Linked DNA regions of Mus musculus: region 1 is linked to region 2. The links are chromatin loops, found by intact Hi-C in ENCODE. Cell type or tissue: gastrocnemius. All regions are shown on one strand.

Evidence for each region. Peaks named below come from ENCODE experiments on the same cell type or tissue, not always from the same donor. Only the 100,000 strongest peaks of a DNase experiment are listed, where the experiment ranks them.
Region 1: it touches region 2 in a loop (1.9-fold over the local background); 2 of 42 quality-filtered maps call a loop at or near these places.

The regions. Positions count from the first base shown.
Region 1 is chr6:32,698,677-32,706,676 of GRCm38, reverse strand. No RefSeq gene overlaps it. Among named protein-coding and RNA genes, the nearest start is that of Gm32007, 45 kb to the right of the region's middle. In gastrocnemius, no CTCF peak of the experiment used is centred here; DNase peaks (open chromatin) are centred at 2,944 and 4,096.
Region 2 is chr6:33,123,338-33,131,337 of GRCm38, reverse strand. No RefSeq gene overlaps it. Among named protein-coding and RNA genes, the nearest start is that of Gm22321, 39 kb to the right of the region's middle. In gastrocnemius, a CTCF peak has its summit at 4,508; DNase peaks (open chromatin) are centred at 3,577 and 4,548.

The DNA of each region.
Region 1 (8,000 bases), 420 kb after region 2:
CTTCTCAGTCCAGGAGCATTTAGAACTAATTGAATCACCAGCTCAGCTAATGCAGCCTCCATTAAGACCACAATGTCCCTAGGGAGAAGCCATTGAAGATAAGTAGAAAGAGCCACACCCAACTCCAGGATCACCCCAGCCCCCCACTGCCTTAGTCATCTTAGTGCCCCATGGACCTGCCTGTCTGACCCCTTAGATGTGTGGTGGGAGGGGCTGAGAGCAGGAATAATTTATGTACTCCATTTATTTCCTTATCCCAAGGAAAAAAATGTAATCTTAGTAGAATTGATAGATATACATTCCTAATAGGTGATGTGTTTCTCTTCTTGGTTTTTCTCTTGAAATAAACTCTTTCTCTTTTGGGGAAATTGAATCACAAAGTAAATAGCTGACTGCCCAAAGGTCGGGGGCAGGGGTGGGGGGAGCTGGAAAGGTAGCAATAAAAACTTGGTGCTCTGACTTGTTAACACTCAGACAACAGCAACTTTTATCTGAGGTAGGATGTTGGTTGGGTTTACTTACTGAATTATGCTAGCCGTTGGGTGGGGTTAGGAGATGGGGTTAGAGATGGGGTGAGGGGTTAGGAGAGGGAAGCAATCACAGCAAGACAGGCAGTCCAGGTTCTGGGAGTTGTGGGTCTGATGGCCAGGGTTAGTGTGGGAATGCTAAACTCCTATGTGTAAACGAAGAGAGGGAACTGGTTAACTTGGGTCAAGTGTGCTTTATCTCCCACCAGTGTGTTGGTGTACATGCTGTAGTTCTGTAAAGGCTGAACACTTACCAAGTCCTTCCAGAGCTCTCTTTCCATGCTCAAGTCACCATGACTATATCACCATATACACACTGCACACGGCAGGGCTCCCAGGGCTCCTCTCCCATCCCCCACGCAGCTCTGTGCCAGGGATGAAAGCGTGTCTGATTTGTAAGTTGGCCTTTCAGTTTCACCTGGTCTGTCTGCGCTCCATCTCCACTGTCTGGATTTCCTGGGTGATGATAGAGCAGGCAGCCATCAGCCAAGTCAGTCCAGCGCTGCTGAGGGCCCTGGTGATTAACGGTCAGTGTTTAGGTCAGCGATGAATTCTTTCAGAGAGGTTTGAGCTTTCCCTTTTAAAAAGAGAACAACACATTTGCATGTTGCATCACAGTATCTTTTTCTGAGAAAGATTGAACAAGACAAAAAAAAAGCACACAAAAATAAAAATATTATTTGCCACCACCCAGGAACAAATACTGCAAGTGTTTCTTGCCAACTTTTTAACTAAAATGTGAAACACACACACACACACACACACACACAATACATGTATTTATATTCACACATATATCTACATAAGAGTACAGTCTCCATGATCCAAAGTGTACCCTCTTATCCAGAGTGGCTTTATTTTGGCTATATACCTATATATCTATTGTTTCACCAATAGAAGGGCAGTCTCAGAGATTAGAGTGGAGTTGAAAAATCAACTAGTGATGTCTCGGGTGTTCTTCATTGTGTAAGGACACTCTGTGACACCCACACAACACTGAAATTATCAAAGACACACTCATTAGAACATGTCCCTGAGTTTATTAAATGATGACAATGGTGTCTGTGTGTGGACTCCTTGCTACTGGAGCAAATCTAATCCTAAACCCCGAATCCCAGTGCTCCCAAGGCCTGGACTTTCTGTGTATCATATCAGTATTCAGAAAGTTCAGATCTGGGGGCTTTTAGATTGTGAAAACCCAACTGATATATTATATATGCAGTATGTGTGTGTGTGTGTGTGTGTGTGTGTGTGTGTGTGTGTGTGTGTGTAGGGGGTGTGTAGGGTGTGTGTGTAGGGTGTATGTTGACAAAAATGAAAATGAGGTGAAACTTTGAGTGTAGCCATTTTCAAAGAGAACAATACAAGGGGGAAGAACGAGAAAGGGACTCAGTTCAGTTTTCTTGTGGTCACAGGGAGAGGTTTTTCTTGAGTCAGATGACATTCCAGGTCTCAGACATGCTTTGGGAGGTGTGAGGGTTGTGGGGGTGGGATGCCAGCAACCTCAGTGAACATGGGCAGATTTTGGGCATCCCTGATGGACCTACTATCCCCTAGTTATGCAGACACATGACCTCATTGTCCACATCTGTAAAATGGGGCTAACAATGACATACCTAGAATGTTTATAGGCAGAGCCTCAGTCAAGGAGCAAGGGCAGGTATTTATTTGGAAGGTAGCCCAGGAGGTGAGGGGATGGGTCAGAAAAGCAGGTCCAAGCAAGGAGGAGGCATAGTATTCCTGGCATCTGCAGCCCGTGGTTGGGCCAAAGGCTCGAGCCATTGATTTGTGGCTAGAGTAGGACTTCTCTTAGGCTTAATTTGTAAGAAGTTTGTAAAATGGGCACAGATTCAGAATCAGCTCCAACAGAACCAGTGAGGTGAAGCTAGCAACTTAGCCCACCGAATGAACGCATGGAGGCCATCTTCCCTCAATCTTGCAATCGTTGACTTCTCGTTGGTGGCTTAGAATTGGCAGTGGGAATATTTACATCAGGTGCATGGGTGATTACCCCAAGTTGGATACTTGGAGATTTGGGGATTAACCGTTTGTCAGCTGCCCTCGAGAAATCATGCTGGGAATGGTGATCTGTCCTTCATATGGGCTCCTGTTTGGGGGTTGGTCAGTGCTGGGCCCACCAGGAGGCACATCATAGTCTAGCTAGACCAAGCCTTCTAAGGGGTTGATATCTCTCTCTCTCTCTCTCTCTCTCTCTCTCTCTCTCTCTCTCTCTCTCTCTCTCCTTTAATGTATGACCCCCTCCCCCACCCCAATCACTTAACTGCCTTTTACAGATATGGGCCAAAGTGTCCCCTTGGTCTCTTGCTCCTTCCCCATTTCTCCATGCCCACCCACCAGGAGCTGCCTGCCACTAAATTGCCATGCCAGCAATTTTCTCAGCCGCTTAAAAGGCCATCAAGACAGCATCAAACTGCCTGTACATGCTAAACCCAAATGGCTATGGAGCAGAGCCCAGAGAAGGATGCTAAATTGGATTCTATCAAATCAACATCAGCTGCGTGCAAGCCGCCGATAATGAAAGGCTCCTAACGATGGCGTTCATCTCTCTAAAGAGATGACGAGGAGCTGAGAATGGATGGCTGTTGGCTCTTGCTGAAGAGAGGTGGAGGCACCCAGGATGGGCCCTGTGATCGATGGCCTTTGGTGGTTACCAGCAGGAGGGAAGTCTGTAGCACAGGAGGAGGATCGTTCTCCATTCTCAGAATGGGGACAGATGTAGGAAAGGTATTGGAAATCCTCTGCACATTTCACACACACAACGCACCCCTCTCCCATCATGCCCTGCTCCCACTGGCCCTTTACTTATCCTCAGGCCTTCGATGGTGACTACAGTCAGGAGGAGAATAAAATGAATAGTCTAGGGTCTAGTTTGGGGTCTTTCATTTTCCACTTGAATCTCCAGCTTTGTTCTGGATTATATCTTCTTGACCTGTGTGTTCGTCTCCTATAGCTGCTGTAGAAAATGGCCACATACTCCTGGCTCAAAACAACATAGATTTATTAGCATATAGTTCTTAAGTGAGAGGCCTCATGAGTCCCGCCATGTACTGAATAGCATGTGGATAGGGCTGTGCTCATCTCTGAGGCCTCCAGGAAGGGTGGCTTTTTTGTTTTTATTTTCTAGCTCCCAGAGATCACCATCATTGACTCATGGCCCCTCCTCCATTTTCATTGTAAACATGACATCATGTCCTCCCTCCCTTCTATGGTCACTTCTCCATAATCTAGCTAGGAACGGTTTTAAGGCCTCTGATGATGAGGATGGATCAACTCGGACAATCAAAGGTCATTCTCTATGTCAATGGCCTTGTCTTCGACAGTATTGGCCACTTCACTTTGTGATATTAGGGGACACCTATGTGTGGGCATGTTTCAGGAAAGCTCTTGATTTTTTTTTCCTGTGTAGTGTGCTGAAGCTTTTTTGTTCACATGTTCACATTCCCTTCTTTTGGCTGAAGCGCCTGGTGATCAGGCAGTAGCCAGATGGGACCAGCATTCCCAGCCTGAGCTGCCATGGCCACAGCCAGGCAGCACCGAGGAAGTGGCATATGTGGTTATCGCTGCCAAGGTCTGTGCCAGCTGGAATGTGGAGTGAGAGGCCTGCTGGATGGGGCTGTCTTGAGTCTCCTTCCTGACAGTAGGGAAGCCAGTGATGGTGCTATTCAGTCGATGACGCTTCATGCTTTCAAAGTCACATCGACGAGGGGGCGTGTGCGGCTTGGTGGACCCATGCTGTAGACGCTGGCTAAGTCAGGATTAGTCAAGGACTGCCTTGTTACTGGTGGTTTCACAGCCAGATCTGGAACTCTGAATTTCTACCAGTGCTTTGCTCGTCTGCAGGAAGCATCTTGAGATGGTGTAAATGGCTTAGCTTGGTAGAGGGCTCAGCAAGATAGCACAGCATCTGTGCAGACAGCAGACAGACAGCAGGAAGCCGCACGTGCCTGGGTGTCTTAGTCAGGGTTTCTATTGCTGCAATAAAACACCATGACCAAAAAGCAAGTTGGGGAGGAAAGGGTTTATTCAGCTTACACTTCCACATTGCTGTTCATCTCCAAGGGAAGTCAGGACAGCAACTCAAGCGGGGCAGGAACCTAGAAGTAGGAACTGATGCTGAGGCCATGGAGGGATGCTACTTACTGGCTTGCTTTTCCTGGCTTGCTCAGTCTGCTTTCTTATAGAACCCAGGACACTAGCACAGAGCTGGCATCACCCACAATGGTCTGTGCCCTCCCTCACTGATCATTAATTGAAAAAAATCCTTGCAGCTATATCTCATGGAGGCATATTCTTAATTGAGGCTCCTTCCCCTCTGGTGACTCTTGCTTGCATCAAGTTAACATAAAACCAGCCAGTACATTGGACTTCTTGTCACAGGTAGTACTCTGTGCTCCAGGCTTCTCACCTGCTTGTGCAAGGTAAGATTTCTGTATACCACCAGTCACACAGTACTGTGTCTGGCAGGGTCTTGCAATGTAGTGACTGGTGAGTTTGTAGGACATCAAGAAGCCTACTTCCTACGAGTGTCCAAGGTCTCAGGCTCACCTTTGCTATTTTCTGACCAAGTCAACTCTTGACCGGTGTTAAAGGTGCTCTCCCTCCTGCAACTGGCAGGGTGAACCTTTGTGAGCAAGTCCAGGCTTGCTACTGAGAATCTTCAGAACTGCCTCACAGTAATCAGGCTAATGCTTGTGAATATGCGGCTACACTGGATCACAGGAATAAAAGCCATTGTCCCGGGGACTCCTCCAGTGAGTGAATGAGACCCCCCTCTAGTTCTCCTTTTGCAGGTGTTATTTCATAGGTGCATCTGATCACTGGCAAGTATTTCTAAGCACACATGATGTACTCACAGGGAACACTTAGAGCCTGCCATCTGACTAGCTTGTGTCCAAACTCCCACCTCTCCTACATTCTGCCCACAGGCAGCAATTCCTAATCACTAATTGGCCCCAGGAGCTGTGGGGAGTATGTGGAGAGAAATTGGCAGTGGAGTCTCTAGCAGAGGGGGTTTTGGGCAATTTACTCTATTTGTTTGAGTCCTAAGCTCTTCGTTTATAAAGAGGGGTGATGGTCATTGCAAGTTCTTATCAAGAGTCTGTTTCTGTATCAGGTCTAGAAGGTAGGGTCACAGAGCTCTCAGGCGTGGTTTGCACAACAGCATCACAGGGGTTAATTGTACATGTTGGCTCTGCCAGCTCTCACATGTGTTTGGTCACACATCAGTCTAGGTTTTGCTGTGCCAGTCCTTTTTAAAAAGACCTGATGGGCACATCAGAAAGCATGGCATAAAGGAGCTTACCATTCACTGTGATTGACAGCAAGGGGTGGCTGAACCCCACCAATTGAAGGGCCCCCAATAGGAGATGATTCTCTAAACTGCCCTTGGACTCGAATCTGCAACATGAACTCCTGGAGTTTTTTATCCTGACACACAAATGTACAACCTGCAGCCCTTATAATCATGCAAGTCAGTTCCGAAAAGCAGCCTCCCCCTCTCTCTATCCTTATCTCTAATATGGACATTATACAGCAGGGATATGATCATGCCAGTGACATAGATGGGAAAGTGAGAGAAACTGCCACCACAATCAGAAGCAAATATGTCCATTCATCTATATGCCCTACATTTCCCAGACCTCTGTGCATTGAGGTTGGTCATCTGACAGGACCATGGGCATAGGGACACATTAGAAGTGTGTCTGCCTTGGGACTGCCCACTCTCTTTGTGTTTCCACCGAGTGGGTAAGTAGACCTGGAGGAGGTGTCTGAGAAGAAGCCTTTAAATATCAGGAGCCTTGGTTCCCAAACTGTTCTACGGAAGGCCAGCTCCACGGAAGTAGGCTGTATGTACACAAGAAATACATCCTTATGGTAGGAAGTCGATTAGACTTTGAAGTAGTTGGTAGCAAATGGTATACATTGACAAACCATAGTCTAAAGTATCCCAGCCAGCAATGGGCAATTGGGAGTCCAACTCCAGAAATCTGGCTTGTTCCTTATAAGTTTCTCTACCAGGCAGCTTACTGGGCTGGTGTACTGGGCCTCAGTGAGACAGTGGATCACAGACTTGGCCCTTGGAAGCTTCCCCAGGGATGATAGTTACTTGTCTAGCAAAGGTTTTATTTCAGACAATGACTCAACAGTGACTCATAATACTGTTGTGAGCAAAATGGAATATCACAGATCAGCCGATGGGTTCCTTACTGGTTGCAAATCATCCCCAAGATATGTTGATTAATGAGTGGATGTCAACTAGAATGTCCCTTGTGCTAGGTCATAAAAAGCTTGCCTGTTCCCCCAAAGATCCATATGACATGTCTGTTTTCTTTGACTTTTTTATCCTGATACATGAAGGCATAAGAGGAGTGCTTAGCCAAGTGATAGATGAAGCAACGCTAGATAGGCGAGCTAATATGCTAGATGACAGAATGAACATTCAAAAAAGGTCTGGGCAGGCCAGAACAATGGGCTGAAACTAACAAGATAAAATGTAAGAGGTATAAATCAAAGCCCTGCCTTCAGTTTAAAAATTGAGTAAAGACTGGGTATGGGCTGTTCCGTACAATAGCAGCCCATGTATGAAAGAGTCCTGGGACTCTTGTTGTCTATTAGATGGATGTGAACCAGGAGAATGGCAGCCTTTTTAAAAATGATGAGCACTGGAGGCTGCATTCACGGAGTCATTGTGCCCAGACCCCAGTCTTGCATGGGAATGTATACTGATTGCTCAGTATGTGATGGGCATTGTGCTGGCTTCTGGAATAGACCAGTGAATGGCACACATCAGCCCTGCCCTCAGAAAACTGATGTTTTTCTTTTTAGTGATAGAGTTATTCTTTGAGCTGCAAGTAGGTCATAAGATCTCACAATCATGTGATGTGAGGAATGGTCTGGAAAACCAGGAATGAGAGAGATTTAGGGACACTTTAGAAATACAAAGAATCGCATCTTCTTACAAGCGTTACATACATTGAAGAGGGAGAGAGAACAGTAGTTAAGAAAATAGGGTGGGCCTAGGGGGTTGGGACTATCTTCTTGTTCTTTCCATTCATCTCCTCCAACAATTCCAAAGGTAGATATTATTTTTCCATTTCAGACATGAGCAAACAAAGGCTAGAGGCTAAGCCAGTTTGGATATGCTTTCAGAGCAGACAAGTGTCTAAGACAGGATCTAATGGCATCTCCGCTCATCCAGAGCTCCTTGTTCTTTTCTGTTTATCACCTGACTCAGCTCCCACCTGTGATGGAGGAAGACATTTCTAACATCTGCAGTGCTATGCTTCCTTCCTTGGGGATGTTCTCTGCAGAAGCTGTGAGTCTCCTGGGACCTCCCACAAAGGGTTTCTCCACTGATGCCTAGGGGGTAGTGGCAATGGAGGAGGCAGACTTGTGGATCATGACCTAGATGCTCCTTTAACAGAGAAGCTACCTCTAGCAGCTACACATCAC
Region 2 (8,000 bases):
TTCCTTTCTCATTCTCTCACTTACTCATTCTCTTTCCCCCTCCCTCCTTCCCTCTCTGTCATTCTCTCCCTCTCATTCATTCTTTCCCTCCCTTCCTCTCTTTCCCTATTCTCCCCCTCCCCCAGGCTTTCTATAACTATTCTCTGCCCTTGCTTCACAGGGCCTAGGCTGCTAACTATCACTACCATGGGTACTTGGCTATCCCATCATGCTTTGCTGATTTATTTTAACACTTTCCATATATTTGTGAGCAGAACTTTCATTAAAGTCATTCCAGCTTCTCCACTTGCTCATGCCTTCTGTGTCAGCTCTGGTCCAGTTCAGGACCTCAGGGTCTTTGCGATGGTTATAATCTTTGTTATTGGATTTGGAATCACTGCTGAAACAACTTCTGCCTGAGTCTATGAGAGTGATTCAAGAAGATTTAATTGAAGAAAGAAGGCTTACTCTGAACATGGGTGGTACCATCAATGAACTGGGGTCCCAGACAAGATAAAAAGGAGAAATGAAGCCGAACACCAGTATTTAGCTCACTGCCTCTAGATGCAGTTTGACAGCTGCCTCACAATCCTGCCGTAACCTCTTGCTTGAAGTGATGGGCTGTACTTCCAAACTGTTCAAGTGTTTTATCTCAGTAAGAAAAGTAACTAAAACAACCTTTAAAATGTGGCAGCCAGCACTCACTTCCGCCTTTGCTCTGCCCCTACAGCTCTGAGTGCTCACTAACCTATAGGCTACCATGCTTGTGTAAGAGAGTCAAGAGAAGCTTGCCTCTCGGGGGCATTCTTGGAACCCTCACTAACTGCCCCAGTTCTGTGGACTTGGCGGGAGCAGACGGAGAGGGAGGGCTACTGATCTCTCAGTGCAGGCTAACGATGGCCACCATTTGCACTCTTTGCCAGGATCTTTGTGTGAAAAAGAGGAGTCTTGACCCAGACTTACCTCACCTCACTCTGAAAGAATTGCTAGCAATAGCAGAAATAAAAGTAAAGCTAAATATGCAATAACACCATTTTATAATCTCTTCTACCCATTATAGCAGTAATTCAATATCCACAGTGTTCCATGTTTCATAGTAAGCCCTCATTCCGTGTGTTCCTTTTGTAATTAAAAGGCTATAAAAGACAACATTTTAGTGTTATACATGCTTATTTTAGAAAAATCTGAAAAAATATTTTAAAAATTAAAGGAGAAAATGAAAAGGACCCACAATTCCGGAACAGCAAGAAGGCACGCTGCAAGAGCCAGAACATCCCCACTTTAAATAGCAGCTCCATCACTAAGAGTTCTAACCTTGCACCAGTCCCAACTAGAAAAAAAGGGATACCAATGCCCCTTCCCATCTGTGGCAAGACTTAGAGACAACATGCAAACCCTTCAGCACAATGCCTCATACAGGGAATGTGTGACCGAGACAGGCCTGGATCTGAGTCTCTGCTTTGTCAGTTGCAGGTTGGAAAAGACAGAAAAGTCCCTCCCTAACAAAACAGGGGCAGGAAGACACCAACCCTTTTCTAGGATGAGGCTGCTTAGGTGATGACAAAACAGCTCTTCATTACAATGAGAAGCACAAAACAGGCTCACACTTTGAAGCCATGGCCTTCGTCTTTCTTATTGTTTTATATCTGGGTCATCAACAGTGGCCATCTGAGGAAGGGAGTCAACACCAAGGTGACCCGATCTTCCGTGACCTGATCTTCCGTGGGAGATGTTTATGTAGTCAGTGAGACTGGAGGGATTAACTTTGTCTCATTCAGTGTCTCCAGGTGATGCCTTCAGAGAGGCATTTGTTTAGCTGAAATCTGTTAAAATATAGCAGCAGTAGCTCAGGGATTCCCAAAGTGCACGGGGCTGTGGCCCTTCCCAACCCTAGCACTCTGGGACTGAGAGATCTTGCTGCCAATAAACAGCAGTTATGAGCTTAAATTGAAAAAAAACACCCCCAATTTGGAAGAACTGAGAGAGTAAAGGGAAAATGTGGGTGCTCCTCAGACAGGAGAGGGATGCTGGGACAGACAGACATCCCTCTCTCCCTTCCTGAGTCGGACTTCCTTCTCTCCCTTCTCCTCGCCATCTATGAAAGTTTGTCAGCTTTTCATTTGTTTTATTTATGTTTGCTTGGTTAAGAAAATGACAAAAAAAATCATATCTTGTTCCTATGAACACTCTTCTAGGCACTTTAAAAATACTGTATTTGTTAAAACAAGCATGTCTGCAAGTACAATCATCAGGGTATGTGTGGGCCAATGTGCATCAGGCCTTCTGCAAAGGTTTATCTGAGCTTTTTATTCCCTCTCTATGTGCTCTGTAGTGTGTTCTATGGCAGTGTTTCTGTAACTAAATGTGTGTCACTTACTCATTGGCTATTTTAAGAAAACTGTAACACGTCATGACAGGTACACATCCTGGCCTGCCTGGACTGGCATTCTGACAGGAAGAGTCCAACAGTCAGTACTTTACATTATGATTATTCCAGGCTGCAGCATTCAGCATGAGTATTTCATCCGATGTTCTCTCTGGAAACAAGTTTCCATGGTGGGAGGGTGACAAAGGCCCAGTGGCTTGGTTCTGGGGTACCAGATTACCCACGGGTGTGACAGAAGACTCAGACAGGGAGCAGGGGACTCAAGGGCTCCTTTCTGTTCAGTCCTTCCCTGAAATGGTCATTGATGTGTGTGGGTCACACTTCTCTTCCCAAGTCACCACACTTCCCTGGGAGCTCCCACAGGGGCACACATGTACCCATACAATCTTAATGCATGGATCAGAGCATCGCTGAGCCCAAAGGCCATGCTGTTACGGGGCTTTCTTATCCCTTCATCTCCTGCAGAGGCTGTTTCAGCATGCCATGGGGTATCTGGGGATGATAAATTTTCTTAGGAAAATCATATTAAAGTTCAATTTGTTAAACCAGTCTCCTGATCTTATCAGTGGTGGGCAGTTGTTTTAGCACCAGAACCAGGAAGTGATAAATCCTTTAGGCTGAGTCTGCAGATGGTTATCCTTTCAGTGTGGATGAAATCAATGGGGAAGTCATCTAAGGGAATGTCCTCGAAGCTTATAGAACAGCAGCTAGGAATATTGCTTGATCAGATTGTAACCATGCATTATTTTCCCCTGGAGTGTGTGTGTGTGTGTGTGTGTGTGTGTGTGTGTGTGTGAATGATTTCAATAACAACGCTTTCAAGTTTCAGCTGGTTGGAACAGTCTTCTTCTGGCAGAATCAGCAGAAACACCTGTTACCCATAATCCTGTTCTCCACACACAAATTCAGATGGCTAACCATTGCCAAATGTTTCCTGAAGAATTCTAGAAACCAGGCTGGGAAGAGGGCGGTTTTATGCTACTGGCCGTGAACTCAGACCCACAAATCAAGTGCTTATCAGAGAGACTGGGGCACAGAGAGAGATACTCAAGCAGGCAGAGGGACACTACATGTAGGAAGAGCCTGTCTTCATGACACTTCATGGAGAGATGACTGTGAGGCTCAGCAGGTGAGTGCCTTTCTGGAAGCAAGTAGGGAGTACCCTTTGCTCCTCTTGCTTAGCCACCTATTCTGTGCTAAGAATGCTCTGTGTGCTGGGCACCATGCCCAGCAATGACAGTGAGATGCTTGGAGAAAGCATTCTTTGTTTGGAGAGCTCAAGATTTAGGTCAAGACCCAGCAATCTACCCTGATTATTCCTTTACATCCGAAACAGTTATTTAATCACTGAATTGATGCAAAAGAGTATTCTGTGGTCCGTGTAAATGGGATGAATTTCAGAGTCCAATCCATTGTTAAAGCCTTGGTGGAACACAGCCTTAATCATACATTTCTATATCACCCATGTTTACTACAGTATACCATAGACGAGTCATGGCTGCAAAGCCTGACTAGTGACTGTCTAGCTCAAAAAAGAACAAGTTGGCCAATGATGGTCTAAGGGTACAGACAGGGGGAGCTATTTAAAATGCTGGGCAGTAATAAGGCCAGCTCAGAGCATCCTCAATGTGGAGATGCAGACAACAGAGACATGAACCAGTCATTAGCAAATTTTACTGCTGTTACAAGGACATTGAATGAGCCATGGGGGGGGGGTGTCTCTTGAAAGCAATTGAAGGTGGGGCTGGTAGTGTCTAATATTCTGTATGACTCAACAGACCCATCAAATGAGTGAGAGATGTGGAGAAGCGAAGGAGAAGAGACTGGGTTAGGCTTGAATTGCATTAAAAACAAATCTGGAGATTAACTTGAATCCAGGGAGTGATTTGGTGGTGGTGGTGGTGGTGGGGGGGGAACGTATCTGGGAAACCAGGAATGGAAGGTAGGGAGGAAAACCAATAAATAGCTAAGGAATGTTTTGTTTTAATGACTGGAGACTGCTGTGGGTGGCTGGTCCTTACTCCTTGAGCTTCTCTGAGAAAGAGTGAAGCAAGTCTTGGGGGTTGCTCTCTGTTCCTGCTGAGGCCTTGACTCACTTATGAATGGCTGAGCTTATTACGGCCTCTGTATTTCCAGGTCTCACCTGCAGGCGGCTTCCGAGTCCCTTCTGAGGGATGTTGAACAGAAGCCAGAGAAGTGTGTAGGGAACTGTCCACCGCTGCTGTGCTGAAATCCTGGTCCTAGAGTGGTAGCGCGATGCCTGCTATCCTCTGCTGAAGAGCTGTCAAAGCAGCTGAGCTAGGACTGAGTTAAGTTTTGGCCCCAGGCTGTGATTCATTCTGCTGTACTGACTTCTCCTGCTGCTGGCTGCTCAGATTCCTGCCGGCTGAACGTCCCCTGGGGGATCCTTGTGTTTCGTGCTCTGGATGGAACACAGCCCTGTATTTGGAAAGCCTTGATACCAACTGGACTTAGCCTGCCTTGTCCTGGTTGACTTAGTAAACCATATATATCTTTTCAGACTAGAAAACGCTGCCCCTTTTAACTCATACATGTGTGATAATAATTACCTTGCTTCAAGCTTTTAAGAAAACATTGTGTAGATATGATGGAGTTACTATTCTTTCTGTCATTTCTTCTCTCTAATGCAAAAGACTTTCCAAGTGTTAAATCACTGCCATGACGTTGCTTGATTACCCACCCCCGAGGCCTTGGCTTGCTTACAATTGGTGAGTGTACACTTAGTGCTGCTTGGCAGGTAGAACGTGTCTCCTTGGACTCTATGGACTGAATTGGGTTCAGGATCTATGGCATCTTCCCACATCTTTGCTGGTCAGTCCATGACCAGGAATTTTTCCTTGAAAATGAAAATTGAATGAGGAAAGGAGCATGAAGAGAAGAAGACGTGGTGGACAGGAAAAGAGGAGAGGGATAGAAACAGAAGTAAGCGATGGAGAGAGGAAGAGGAGAGGACCGGAGGAGGAGTAAAGAAGAAATAGAGGAAAAGGGATGCAGGGGGAGGAGGGGAAGATGATGGGAGGAAGGGGAAGAGGATAAGAACAGAAAAATATGAGAAATAAAGAAAGACGTGGAGAGGGATGAGAAGGCAGAGGACAAGAGATAGCAGTGGCAGTGTGGGACACTTCTGAGCCAGCCACATTGTTTCAAGACAGAGAAAGTTATTAACGTGCTTGTGTGGCAGATGGTAAGAATCTTCACGTTATACTCTCGTCTCTTTCCTGGGACCCTTAGAAAGGCCCTTATCATAGTTCCAAGTCGACAACTCTGATTGTATTTGGTACTTATGCAACATCTGGAGAGAAAATAAGATTCTACTGCTTTTAAATATATGCCATATATCTCACCCTGAGAGAAAACCGTTTTAATTGCAGGGAGAAATAAACATGGAAAGGAGGAAAAGAAGGGTATACTGGCTGGTTTTGTGTGTCAACTTGGCACAGCTGGAGTTATCACAGAGAAAGGAGCTTCAGTTGAGGAAATGCCTCCATGAGATCCAACTGTAAGGCATTTTCTCAATTAGTGATCAAGGGGGAAAGGCCCGTTGTGGGTGGGACCATCTCTGGGCTGGTAGTCTTGGTTCTATAAGAGAGCAGGCTGAGCAAGCCAGGGGAAGCAAGCCAGTAAAGAACATCCCTCCATGGCCTCTGCATCAGCTCCTGCTCCCTGACCTACTTGAGTTCCAGTCCTGACTTCTTTCAGTGATGAACAGCAATGTGGAAATGTAAGCTGAATAAACCCTTTCCTCTCCAATTTGCCTCTTGGTCATGATGTTTGTGCAGGAATAGAAACCCTGACTAAGACAAATGGGGAAGAGAGAAGAGCAGTGAGCCATCTCAGGATGCTGTCCATACCCTGGGCCATCAAAGGTGAAGCAAATGCAGAGAGAAGTAAGAGCATCAGGGAACCACCGACATCCGGAATTCACTGCCCATCACTCGCTTTGTTTAGGCGAGGTGAATATGTCATGGGAAGATTATTTTGCTCAAATACATCCTCACAGCAGCAGAGTGATAGATAAGTCAGATATTGGCCATTCTGCTTCTGAGGGATCAGGAGTGAGGTCCTTGTTGTACCCTGTCGGGAAGCTGGAGTGCATCCCTGAGTAGTGCAGCTTCTGCCTTGCCTTTTGCCACTCCATCCCTCTACCTCCAACGCCATCACTTTCTTTATGGAAATTATGGGTGTTTGTGCCAATTTTCTGCCATTTGGAGAAAAGATTTTTTTTTAAAAAACAACCAAAACCCTCCAGTTTTGTAACAAGCCCCTTCATTTTCCTGCTTGTACTAGACATTGAAGGGCAGGTGAATTTGCTTTTCTTAGAGAAAAGCATAGATCCAAGGCAGCAGTTAAACCCGCAGTTGCAGATCTGACACTTGAAAGACTTCCCCGTCATTGCTGTGTTTGGAATCTGCAGTAAGCGATATGTCTTGTGTGCCAAGTGCTGCATCTTTCTTACACGATCTCCAGTTCTGAAAATCTGACAATCTAAAAAAGAGTGCCCCCCCACCCCCATCACACAAGCCAGTTTGATATCCCTATTTGTCCCCAACAGATAAAAAGGCTCTAAGGCAGACAGATGTCAAGGGGCTTTTCTTGGGTTCTTATTAAAATCAACAGAAGAATCAGTGTTTGGGGGTGAGACTGCAAGCTTCTTTCTTACTTACTTGTGAATTAACTAAACTATACTTTCTTAAGCACATGGAATTTAAAAATATTTCAAGATATCATTAATTTCAGCTTCTCTTTCCCTTCAGAAAGGAAGCCTGTCTGTAACTTGCACTATAATTGGGGAGGGGGAGAGTTAATGCAAGGACTGATCAACCCCATCCTACCTGAGAAGATTTGACGACATCAGAAAGCTGGAGGGTCCCAAGCTATAACGTGGTGGTAACAGATGTGAAGGTGTCTTCATTCTTCCTCCAGGTGCTTCAGGCCTGTGCTTTGTCAGCTACAGATAAGAGTGCTAACTGTCAAAATGACCTGACTTAGAAACAAAGCCAAACTACATTTTCAAATTTCAGTGAAGACTCATACTATATGTAAATAAATTCAAAGTTAACAAAAAGGATTGAAAGGAGCTTGAATTCGCTGGAGCACACTTATCAAAAAAAAAAAAAGATGTATTTGATGGTGGAGTTTGATTGGATTAGAAAGTGTCTAGGGTATTAATGAAACACACCTTTGGGTGAATCTGATTATTTCTAATTAGACAGGATGAACTGAGGGCAAAAGACCTGAATGTTGGTAACCCCAAGTCTTGGACTGAATGAAAAAGGAGGAAGGAAAAAGTTAGATCTATTTTTTTTTTCTTAGTAGGATCATGGATCAAGCTGAAAGCTGCTCCCACTGCCATATCTTCTCTATCATAGGGGACTGTATTCCTCTGGACTTACAACCCTTACTTCCTCTGGTTGTTTTTTGTCAGCTATTTGGCCACAGTGATGGTGTGTCAGGCATCAATACAGAAGGTGGGGTGATATCATCCACCCAGCACACCCTTTGGAGTATACCCTGATGGTGTGTGATCAGCAGCTTAGCCATGAAAGTCAATTTCTCTGCCTCCCAATACCACACTCACCAGCCTAAAATCTGGAGTTTGAGGACCATGGCAGGT